Regions from separate parts of the Homo sapiens genome. Here region 2 is linked to region 1. Evidence: chromatin contacts called from ENCODE Hi-C or POLR2A ChIA-PET data. All regions are on one chromosome and are shown on one strand. The core of a region is the stretch at or near the end of the contact, and the rest is flanking DNA. Distances in the headings are between cores, read along the strand shown.

Region 1 (5,599 bases), core at 1,602-4,101:
CATATACATGTGTGTGTATATCTTAGGCTTTATAATTTACCTAGATCATTCATATTCTTTTAACCATTCAGTTGCATTTTTGACAAAACTGTCATTTACTTGGAGCCCTTGGGGACATTCAGACAGACAGTATGTAGGTTGCTGTGTTGGTAGGTGTAGGGGGAGAGTCGCCATCTTCATCTTCTTCACTCCCACCCCTTGTTCTGCTTTGCCAAAAGACAAAAATACAAAGTTGCCTTGGAGCCTGGGCATCTACCCACAATAGGCAAGAATAAAGCCAGTAACCACATAAACAGAGAATAAACAAGAATGTAATGGGATGAGCTATTTATAGAAAGGCTACCCATCTAGGTTGTTAAGGGACTGAGCAGCCTACTTATTTGAAAAGCTGGTAACATTTTTAAAAAAACATTGAGGTTCACTCCCCTCAGGAGGAATCTTGCTCCTGTTAGCATCCAAGGCCTGAGAACAACTGTTTTCTTTTGTTAGTAAGGGCTAATTTTAATTAAAACAAGATCTCCTTTTCTTGAGGTTCTCCCACCATGCATTCCAGTCTTGTGTTCTGGTTAGAATGCTTCATCAATAGCCGACTTCAGTGTGGATTTGGAGGTCTGAGACACAATTACAGTAACTGGAGAATCAATTAGGGCTTTGGATCATTATGCAGCAATTCTATTTTTATTACGTTAGCACTAAAGTGGGGGAAAGATCAGGAACTCAGACTCTATAGAAAGGCAGATCAACTAATCTATAGGGGAAATGCAAGTTTCTCAGCAACAACAACATCAACACACATTAGCAGGCTGGAAATTCAACTCAAATTGACCGTGTGGGCATTCAAACCAAGCGGGCACTTGGAAGACGGAGATGATAAAGGTCCTTAGAGGACTTACTCATTCAACATGCGTTAGACAATAGCAGCCAGTCCCTCCCGCCTTTGCAGGGGTGCCTTCCTCTTGAGGCCTCTTCCTCTCCAGAAGGAAGCGTTGCACTCCCTACTTGCATGTATTAGTTTCCCTCTATGTAAATCCCCGTAGCTCATATTTATAAAGCACTTTGTTGGTTTCACACAGGTGACATCTAAGAATCATCTTTGTTCTTCTCAGCCACAATGGGGAGGAGGTTGACATGTTCATCCTAATTTTACAGATAAGTTCTGAATAGGGGTTCATGATTTGTCCAAGGTCACAAACTATGTAGAATCAATGCCTAAAATAGAGAACTGGTCCCCAGACCTGTAGCCCACACTCCCTTTTACCTGATCACATAAAAAGCCTAAGATTGATATATCATAGGAAATAAACCTTTGTTTTCTTCTCTAGCATATGCAGGAGTATCGTAAGCCAAAGTTCCCAGTGGATATTTTACATGTGACACTTTCTACCCCTAAACATTGTTTGCTATAGCCTTCTTGAGGATGGAGTCATGACCTCAGAGAAAGGGCACAGTATATTTCATTTCTCCTAGTCCCCAGACTGGATTTTCATCACGGCTGGTGCCAGGTTCTTTTTTAGTACTGCACCGGGCGTATGAGAAAGAGCTTATTTTCATGACTAGCAAGGGCATCATTCAAAAGACAATTTGAACGTGGCCTTTTATGTATTTTTTTGCAAAGCTGTTATTTGGATAACCTTCAGGGAAATCCTTAAAACACTGAAAATGAAAACCATTAACAATGTGTTAGACACACATATACAGAAGAGCTGATAATGTTGAGTGCATGTGTATATTCTGTATCCGTGTGTGTGTGTGTGTGTGTGTGTGTGTGTGTGTGTGTTGAGGGAAATAAGAGATTTGTTCTCTGGGAAATAGCTGATCCAGAAACTGTCATTAATTCATAGGCCAAAAAGCCAAACTCCTATTTTGCAGCCCTTTCCCCATGGACTTAAGGAGTCTGAGGATTAAAAAAAAAAAAAAAAGTCTGAGGTATAAATACGATCATAAAGAGACATTCAAATTTGCTTTCTTCAAAGATTTTGCTCTGAGCTACCCACGACTGCCTGAGACATGTCAGATCTTCAAGAAGTGGCTAGCTCTACTCTGAGAAGCTTTCTGTTTCTGCTTGCTACCCAGGCAACCAAAATGTCAGTGTGCACATGTGCATGCGTGCATATAAATATATACACATCTCTCACCATCTTATTCTTCACGTGCTACCTGTCTGCGTATATGTGTTTATATACATGTATGCGTATGTCTGTGTCACATGTACATTTAGAGGTGTTTTTGCTATTTGAATTTTTGCTTCTTTTTATTTTTGAAGACCAATGGAAAAGTGTTTGAAGACAGCAGATTACATTAAAAAATCAGTTTCACCGACTGGCTCTCAGATACTGGGTACATGTATGCACACACACACCTCTTCTACCCCCTCTGATTAATAGATGCTTCCTCTTAAGTCCTTTAAAAGAGGCATTCTTAGGCACATTTCTCTGCCAAAATGTAGTGGATTCCTCTTTGAAGCTGTGACCCTGTTGATTTTGTTCACTGCCAAATTTCACATCATGAAAAAAATAGCTTAATATTGGAGTGATTAACTTTCATGGAGAGCTGACAGAATTGAGTTCTTCAAAACCTAAACTCTGCCAATTTTGATGTCCCTAATTTATTCCAACAACCATTTAAGTCTAAATGCTTCCATTTTAATCACATTAACAGTATATTACAAAGAGACTGAACACCCAGAGGACTCCAGTTGCAAAATGAATTTGGCTCTTCCTTGTCCTCTTTATCTTTAGAATGATCAAATAGCTGCTGGCAAAAATGTTCAGCTAGAGTCAGCCCTCTGGCAATTTCCCATTGAGTCCCTCTGCTTCCTTAGCCAGAGGCCTGAACCTTGGCACTTGCCCAGACATCACAGAGGAAATAAACATACCTATTATCCAAGCAACCACAAAGATGCCTATCTGACCATTGCTGGCATTAGGTTTACCTGGACAGCTGCATTTGACTGGGGCTAAAGAGAGGCAGCTTTGTGAAACTAATCCACATCAATTCCTATCAACCTGGAGGCCTGATTGGCACCACGATCTAACCAGGGAGGCTGCAGCAGTGGCCCTGGGGAAACTGTGTGTTCCTGGTACCCCTTCTGGGTCTCACCAGTTGATAAAGTATCAGGCCTTCAGTGGGGCCAGTGCAGAGATTTGTTTATACCAAGGCTGAGCCATTGCCAGTTTGCCCATTCCTCTGGTACTGTACTCACATAAAGGTGCAGGAAAGCTGAATATTTAATGCAGGTATTTTATTTGAAACCAAGTGCTCCTGTTCTCCAGGGTCTACTTTCTGCCACCAGCCTACATCCTAGGAAATAGAATAAACATTTTTCTGTACTGCATAAGCCAAGCTATTTTCATATTTAGTTTCCCAACAGCCATCAACTGCATATGTGTGCAGACCCTGAAAACTCAAATACCTCCTTACTGTTTTGGCAGTGTTACATGGTGGTTATAAGCTAGGGTGTTCCTGTCAGAGAGACTGTGCTAACCTCTCAGCTCTGTCACTCATGGTATAACTTGCAGCAAGTCATTTCTGCTCTCTGAGATTGTTTTCTCAACTACTAACATGGGTAAAAGAATTGTATCTACTTCACACAGTGCTGCTTTGAGAAACAAGTGAGGTAATGCACAAAATTAAGAATCTGGTCTATAGTAAGTGCTAAATTATGCACTTCATGTAAGTGTATTTTATATATATATATATATATATATATATATATATAAAGTGTTTAACCAGTGTTATTGATATAGGAATATTACAAATATTTTCCACTTTTTAATTGCTTGAATTCAAGATTGCTACTCAGTAACAATACAGAAAAAGAGATGAGGAGGTTACAAGTTATTTCAAGCTTGAGATACGACTTCTTTAGAGGTTTTTGTTATTACTATTGAGCTTTATTGGATTAGAAGATGCTAGCTTCCAGAATTTCTATTACGCTATGGGCTCAGGGACTGCAATATGTTGGAAGAAAAGCTGGGGATTGTCTTAAAGTTGCATTTACATACTAAGCCCACTCATTTTCCTTAGGTTATGTGATCGTTTAAGGTAGCTCTGTGATGACAGGCACTGATGGAGATACAAGGATGCCATCTCTTGGTATCTTCACATTTACATCCCTCCTAGTCTACCCCTGGGTGTTCCATGTCATCCTTATTCTGGCAATTTCATCTCCTCTGGCCATGAACAATTAAGGATATTTTTAAAAACTTATTTTACAAAGTCCCATATTTCCACTTAAAAATCTTTGAAATAAATACATTATGAAAACAGAATTAAACACTTAAACACAGGTTATTTTTGTCCTCTTTGTTAACCCAAGGCAGTATCTTCTAAAGCCAGGGCTCTGTTGATAACTTTGGTTGGTTTCATGACAACTTCTATAGTTAGAATCCCATGTTGAAAGATGAACTGAATGAGACAAATATGAGGTAATTTTCCTCAATCAGACAATAAAAGTGATGGGAAAACAATATATTTTTTAAAGTTTAACTTTTATTTATCAACAAATACTCTTTTTTTCTTTTGAAACAGAATCTTGCTCTGTCACCCAGGCTGGAGTGCAGTGGCACAATCTTGGCTCACTGCAACTTCCACCTCCCAGGTTCAAGTGATTCTCCTGCCTCAGCCTCCTGAGTAGCTGGGACTACAGGCGTGTGCTACCACGCCCAGCTAATTTTTTGTATTTTTAGTAGAGATGAGGTTTCATCATGTTAGCCAGGATGGTCTCGAGCTCCTGACTTCGTGATCCGCCCGCCTCAACCTCCCAAAGTCCTGGGATTACAGGCGTAAGCCACCATGCCTGGCCAATCAACACATACTTTTGAGTGATACAGAGGTGCCTTTGGCATTGTGAAAGGTGAAATAGAATATTTTTTGTACTTTAAAGTAGAGGAAGTGTTCACATTTCTATTCTAGCAGAAAATCTATTTTCCCTGTAGAAACCAGTAATATTCCCTAATATAGTTATTTGTATAAGGACTAATGTTCTAGTTCAATGATTGGAGCTAGAATGGGTTATTTTTGCCCCTAGACAATTGGACCTCCACACAGAGACTCAGACTCAAAGAGAAAGGATGAAACACAAGCAAATATTATAGCCAATCCTCAGCCTCCTGAAAGGGAAGAATCCTTAACCAAAGAAGAGAGTGAAGTGTTCGAGTCTCTCACCTCTCCAAGGAAGATTCTGATGTTTATATTTGAGAAGGGAGAGTAGAATTTTTGGGACACTCATGAGTCTTTGAGAAAACAAAGTCCATTTTTATATGGCTGGAGAAGGGACAACACTTTTGTCGGAACTCAGTAGTGCTAAGAGCTGTAGCCAGTCGTTGGATGTGAACCCTGTTGCCTTCGGCTGCAATGGAATTACAGACACTGGACTTCCTTTCTTTTGGGGCCAAAGAGGTATATCCTGAGTATATTAGGTGTAACCAGGCAGTCAGAGAACAATCGCGCAGTCATTTGAAGGGTAACCAGATATCTGGGTCAGGTTGCGAAAAACATCAATAGTGTTGGGGTATTTCACTGCTGGGGCTCCCTGGGGAAAATATTACTCAATGGTCATCTTTGAAATATAGCTAAAAGCCAGTCATATTTACATCAC
Region 2 (5,599 bases), core at 1,465-3,964, 1.2 Mb after region 1:
TTTTCTCCTCACCCATGCACATGCCAGCCCTTAAAGAGTATCTGCGTGGTCACTCCAGCCAGACCCCCTGCAGCCCCCCAGTCAGAAGCCAGATGGTCTTTCTACTTCTCTGAAAGAGAGGAGTGTTTCTGGTAGTCCTAAGGTAAACCTCAGAATTCATTTTCCTGGACAAATAATTTTATAAATGGTTGGCCAACTTTAGTAGAAATGGTACTGTTAGTAAAATATTTCCAATTCAATCTGGGTTAAATTGATTTTAGGGGTTACCCTTGGAAACGAATTATCATATTTTAAATTTTTTTCTGTGGGAAAATGTATTTTGAGTTCCAAATGACTAAGTTATATATACACTTTAGGAACACTGCTCACTCGTATGTTAGGGACTGATTATATTGTATTTGTAGTCCATCTGGGGCTATGAGAACAAAAAGAAAATCAAATCATCAACTGGATAATATCACCACTGAGAGCAACAAATCTAAAGTAACAAAATAGTCCATAATATGGAATATCACATCAGAATAAAAATGAATGTATTTTACACAGTTTGTGATATTTGTGGGCTGGCTTGGTGTCTGCAAGAAAGAATGTCTCATAAAATTGTACTGAGTGGGTCTAATGTGAGATTATGTTTGATTCTGTGCTAGGGCCTGAGATAGTATAACTTAGTTATGAGTCCAGAAAAAAGTGATGATGGGCACTTTGCCATTTACCACCTATATAGAGGCCTGAATCATTACACAGTGTATTTTTTAAAATCTTTTGAAGCCTTGTGAATGGACTAAAATTGACTTGGTGGTGGAAGATGGAGCTCAGAGGTTAGGGTCCTCTCTCAATTTTGTTTTGTTGCTTTTTTATTTTGATCACATTAATATGGTCATATTAATAGTCAACTCAATGTTTCAAAGCAAAATGGAGATGGAATTCTGGACATTCGGAGTTCTGGTGGAACAAACACTTCACACCAGGGGGCGCAATGGAGCCACGGCCTTTTATACACACAAGCACATTGATGATGTCTAAGAGCAGCGACTGGGAGGAATAGAAGAAAAGGAAAAACGAAATAGGAGAGTGTTTCATAAGAATAAAGTCTACAGAGAGACTAATTTCTCCTAAAATTAAAATCATGCTACCACAGGCTTTATGTCCAATTATATGTCATTTGAGTGGCCTGAATACTTTTTACTTCATGATTTATAGATCCAAAAATAGGTACAGAATGAACGTATGTTTATTTTGCTAAAGACTTTAAGAATTCCGTTACCGTTATTGTAAAATAATTCAAAATCATGAAACAGATTCATTATAACACCAGCTCATTTAGTTATTATTTAGAGACTATATATGTATAATACTTTAAAAGGTATAGTTGACATAAAAATTCGATGTATTTATTAGGTACAACATGATTTTTCAATGTAAGTAAACTTTGTGAAGCAGTTGAAGCAAGCTAATCAGGGAACATATATTAACTCAATACTTTATTTGGGCCAGACACTGTGCTAGCTGCAACCTTTAAATTAATTATTGGGGCTACAGTGCTTAATAAAACCAGTTCATAATCTGTTGCTGCTGGAGTACAAAAAGTTGAATGACCTTACAAATTCAGTATTTCTATATTTGTCACTATTTTTTTTATTGCATATGTTGTTTCCTGGGTAGTCCTAATATGTTATATGAGTTATTTTATGCTTATATTGTGACTGCATTTTTAATTGAAGAAACATTTGCCATCTTTCACTTTTTAAACTAAAGCCAAAATACAGGTATGCTTAGCAGTTTATTGTTTTCAAATTTTCAAATCAGGTAAATTTGATTAATTTCATTTAATAAATGAAAAAGAGATTGGGTACGGTGGTTCACACCTGTAATCCCAACACTTTGGTAGGCTGAGGCAGGAGGATTGCTTGAGGCCAGGAGTTCGAGACCAGCCTGGGCAACATAGAGAGATGCTGTATCTCCAAAAAATAAAACAATTAGCCTGGTGGCGCACTACTGTAGTCCCCGCCACTCAGGAGGCTGAAGTAGGAGGAATTGCTTGAGCCCAGGAGTTCGAGGCTGCAGTGAGCTATGATAGTGCCACTGAACTCCCATCAGAGTGAGAGAGCAAGACTGTCTCTTAAAAAAAAAAAATGAAGAGAGTAAAACATTATGCCAAGTTACTAACCAGATACTTGCTAAAAGGTAAATGATAGATTTAAAAATATAAAAAGTCTTTGACTCTTAGTATCCCATGGAAGCACAAAAATTCACAGTGGTTTGTAGATGGTGATAATAATTTTTTTTTCTTGGCATCTCTAAGAATATATTACCTACCATAAAGATTGTATACTGTCAGGAAATAAAACATTTTAAAATAATATTCAAAAAAACCTAGTCTCATGAGAGGCAAAAGTTTTCAAGTATTAACTACAAAAAGTTCAGTTGGAAATTTCCCCGTCTTCCGAGAGGTGTCATGAGCTGAGTCAGCTCCTAGCTGTGACCTTCATGTGACCTCATACATCACCTTCACCTCTCTCAGAAAATCTATGTCTTCATTCTTAAAGATAAGGACAATAACCTGCTTTGCATTGAGGAAGAAGTCAATTAAAAGATGAGATTACCTGTGTGTAAGCATTTTGTACAGAGGAAGCACTTTTTTTCTTCCTCTCATTATCATCATTGCCTTGACTCATTTCCTGTTGTGCCCGGAAGGCGGGGGCACCTGTGAAATTAGAATGCAGCAGGGCAGGGGGTTTTCATTGGCTCAGTTCCCGCTGGTGCTGCTAGGTAACTTTGCTCATATCCTGTCTGGAAGGACAGACAAGGGTCAGACTGGATGCAGGCTGGGACACCATCAGCTTCTCACAGTTGCTTTTTCTCTCCCCATCATGGGTCTGGCCTGCTCTTAGAACTGAGTCATCGCTGATTATTCTCCCAAACACAGGAAAATCCAGGATACCCTAGCGTACCCACTTTTAGGTGCTGACACATTGCAAGCCTCACACTTCATCCATGGTTTTAAGGATCACCTTGAACCATGGAAACGTGAGGGAAGCGAGAGGAAAGAGGCGGTGGGCGGCTCTGGCAGCAGGTGTTTTCATCAGGGGAGACCAGTTCTTCTGGGCCGCATCCCCATCACCCTTCAGACTGATGAGCTCTAAAGAAGGGATTTGCTCTACAGTGTGTCAGTTAAATGTAGTAATCATTTTTCTTCGAAGGAAAAAGAGGCAGGAAGAAGCACGTGCTCACTCACCAGCATTACAGCTTTTGCTCCCTGATCACAACAATAGATTTGGGCTGATTTCCTATTTTCAGGCAATCAGTGATGGGAGGAGAGGGAGCCATTAGCAGGTGCCCTAGTTGACCTTCAGCTAAATTATCGTCCCTTTCCCCTCCTGCCTTTCTTTCAATACAAGGAGAAGGGGAAGGGGGGGAGAGTAGCTCTCCATTTAAAAAAAAAAAAGGAAAAGGAAAGGAAACAGGTGCGTGGTCAGAGCTATCTAGCAAAGGGATTTAATTGATGGTGACAACAGCATTCTTAATCTGACAGCTGTTTTGGTTGTTTCATCCCTTTGTGTCATCGAATAGGAAAATAACTTATTAGAGCTATTCATGTCAGAGATAGTCAATAAATATCAGTTGGACTGTAAGTATATGGGATATTGCTTGAAAAAAATGAGGGTTTTTTGTTTTTTTAACTTTTTTTAAAATCTGTAATGTTAAAGGCAAAGGTGCAGTCTAGTCAGCTTTGGCATCCCAACACAGTTCCTGGAAGTAGTTTTTCCAAATAAAGCACTGCAACCAAATGACAATCAGCAGATTTCAAATACATATTTTTTGACTCTTGCTCTGTCAGAGATGGCCTATCCAAAGAGAAGATGGAGATCAGAAATATTGAAAGCTCAGTTCAATGTCATCCCAAATAAATATCTCTCAGGCTGTGCAAATTAGTTACCAGTAAGTACAGTTTGAAACGTGGATAGAAGTACATTACTTTCCAACAATTGGTATTGAAAATAAAGCTACTGACAAATAGAGCCATTTATGGAGATTGGATGTTCTCTTGTTATAACTTTTGGTGCATTTTATATCACTTGGGGAAGACTTAGAAGTGTTTTTCAGTCGTGCTGTGTAAGACGAATTCTTCCTAATAGCCTACCTCATTGTTATTACACGTGAGTTCAGCATGAGTAGTCAAGGAGGTAATATCACTGCTAATGGCACTCAGTGCTAATGGGTATTGGGGTAGCTTAGGTTAACATAAAAAGCAGTTAGGTAAAGTGTGGGGCAGGCCACAATTAATCTCAAGTAGAACCCAAATAAAGACGAAGACCATAAACATCAATAATTCTCTAGTAGTTCAAAGGAAGAAAAGTTGAGAATTCTTTTTTTGTTAAATAGTTTTAACTGCAATATGGAAAATCCCCATATCATTAAGTTCTTGATGTCAATTGACCTATAATAAGTCCTGATGCTCATTACACATAATGATCATCTCTGTGAACTTTCTAAATTTACTGCTAAAAGTTGAAATCAAGCTATAGATTAAAAGACGATCAATATTCTATAGGTTTTCATTAATGCATTTTATAAAGACAACATCTTTTGTTTTCATAAAATGTTCGATACATATACATTTTATATATAGTATATATAAATTTATATATGCTCAAATTACAAAGCAGAATTATAAAAAAAAAATGAACCCATTACTCCACTTAAGAAGCAGAACATTACCCACACTGTTGCGATTTTCTGAGAGTTCCCTCTCCATTCTTATCCCTCTGCCCCAGCTAATTGCTATATCCTGTTGTTGTTGGTTTGTATGTTTTTAAAAAAATTTCCATCCACTTTGTCATTCATTTTTTCATTACCTTTATGGTTTCCCATGCACCTATGTATGTGTCGCTAAACAATATACTGTTTGGCTTTATACTTTATAAAATATGTAATACTGTGTATATTCTTTTGTTACTTATTTTTTAACTTAGTTGTTATTTTATCCAAGTTTCACAAACACATAAAGTAGCTAATAGCATCCCGTCTTGACATAAAAAACATCAGTTTCTACCCAACACTCACCACAATTTTCTGCTCCCTGGAGGCAATTGCATTCAACTTTCTCAACGGATTTTTTAAAATGCTTACCTAAATATCTTTACATTGTATGCCTATTTTGTTACTAATTGGTTTTTTTCAGATTTAGAAAATACCTATTTTCTTCTGTCTTTGGAATATGAGAATTTCACTCTTCATACATTTCCCACCTTCCCCCTCCTCTCAGCAGGGTTAGATCATATTTTGGGTAGATCATTAGCTGGAGTTTACATAATTATGACCATATGAACACTATTCACAGCCTAGCCATGTGGTACAACATGATACTACAATTACTTTTTTTTCTGTGCAATGTTGGGCTTTCCCTAAAATTAACAATTAACTTTTGTTTGATTCATTTATTTTTCTATATGACCATCATGAATTTAATTCCCAAATGTCCCCCAATTGTGTAAATCTCCTTTCACAATGTTCAAGCCTATTAAGTAGTCTATTATCTTTACCATGTTGAAGAAATCTTCTGACCTGTTCCAATCGGGATGGCTGTATTAGTCTGTTT

Evidence for each region. A loop is a pair of places that touch in the nucleus more often than their neighbours do. ChIA-PET counts read pairs that join two places held with the same protein, here RNA polymerase II (POLR2A). Pooled maps may share reads with other maps.
Region 2: a pooled map shows a loop between it and region 1 (3-fold over the local background). The contact joins two enhancer-like sites. A Hi-C loop is called at or near these places in 3 of 50 pooled maps. POLR2A ChIA-PET finds 5 or more read pairs at or near these places in 2 of 52 experiments (A549 and WTC11).

The regions. Positions count from the first base shown.
Region 1 is chr6:146,902,717-146,908,315 of GRCh38, forward strand. The region is part of intron 7 of STXBP5-AS1 (STXBP5 antisense RNA 1); the gene reads right to left. Among named protein-coding and RNA genes, the nearest start is that of LUADT1, 250 kb to the right of the region's middle. Within about 2 kb of position 2,852, at least 3 of the 41 ENCODE cell types and tissues checked have a DNase peak (open chromatin) inside an H3K27ac peak, as active enhancers do.
Region 2 is chr6:148,144,142-148,149,740 of GRCh38, forward strand. No RefSeq gene overlaps it. Among named protein-coding and RNA genes, the nearest start is that of SASH1, 200 kb to the right of the region's middle. RefSeq lists an enhancer at 2,290-3,489. Within about 2 kb of position 2,715, at least 3 of the 41 ENCODE cell types and tissues checked have a DNase peak (open chromatin) inside an H3K27ac peak, as active enhancers do.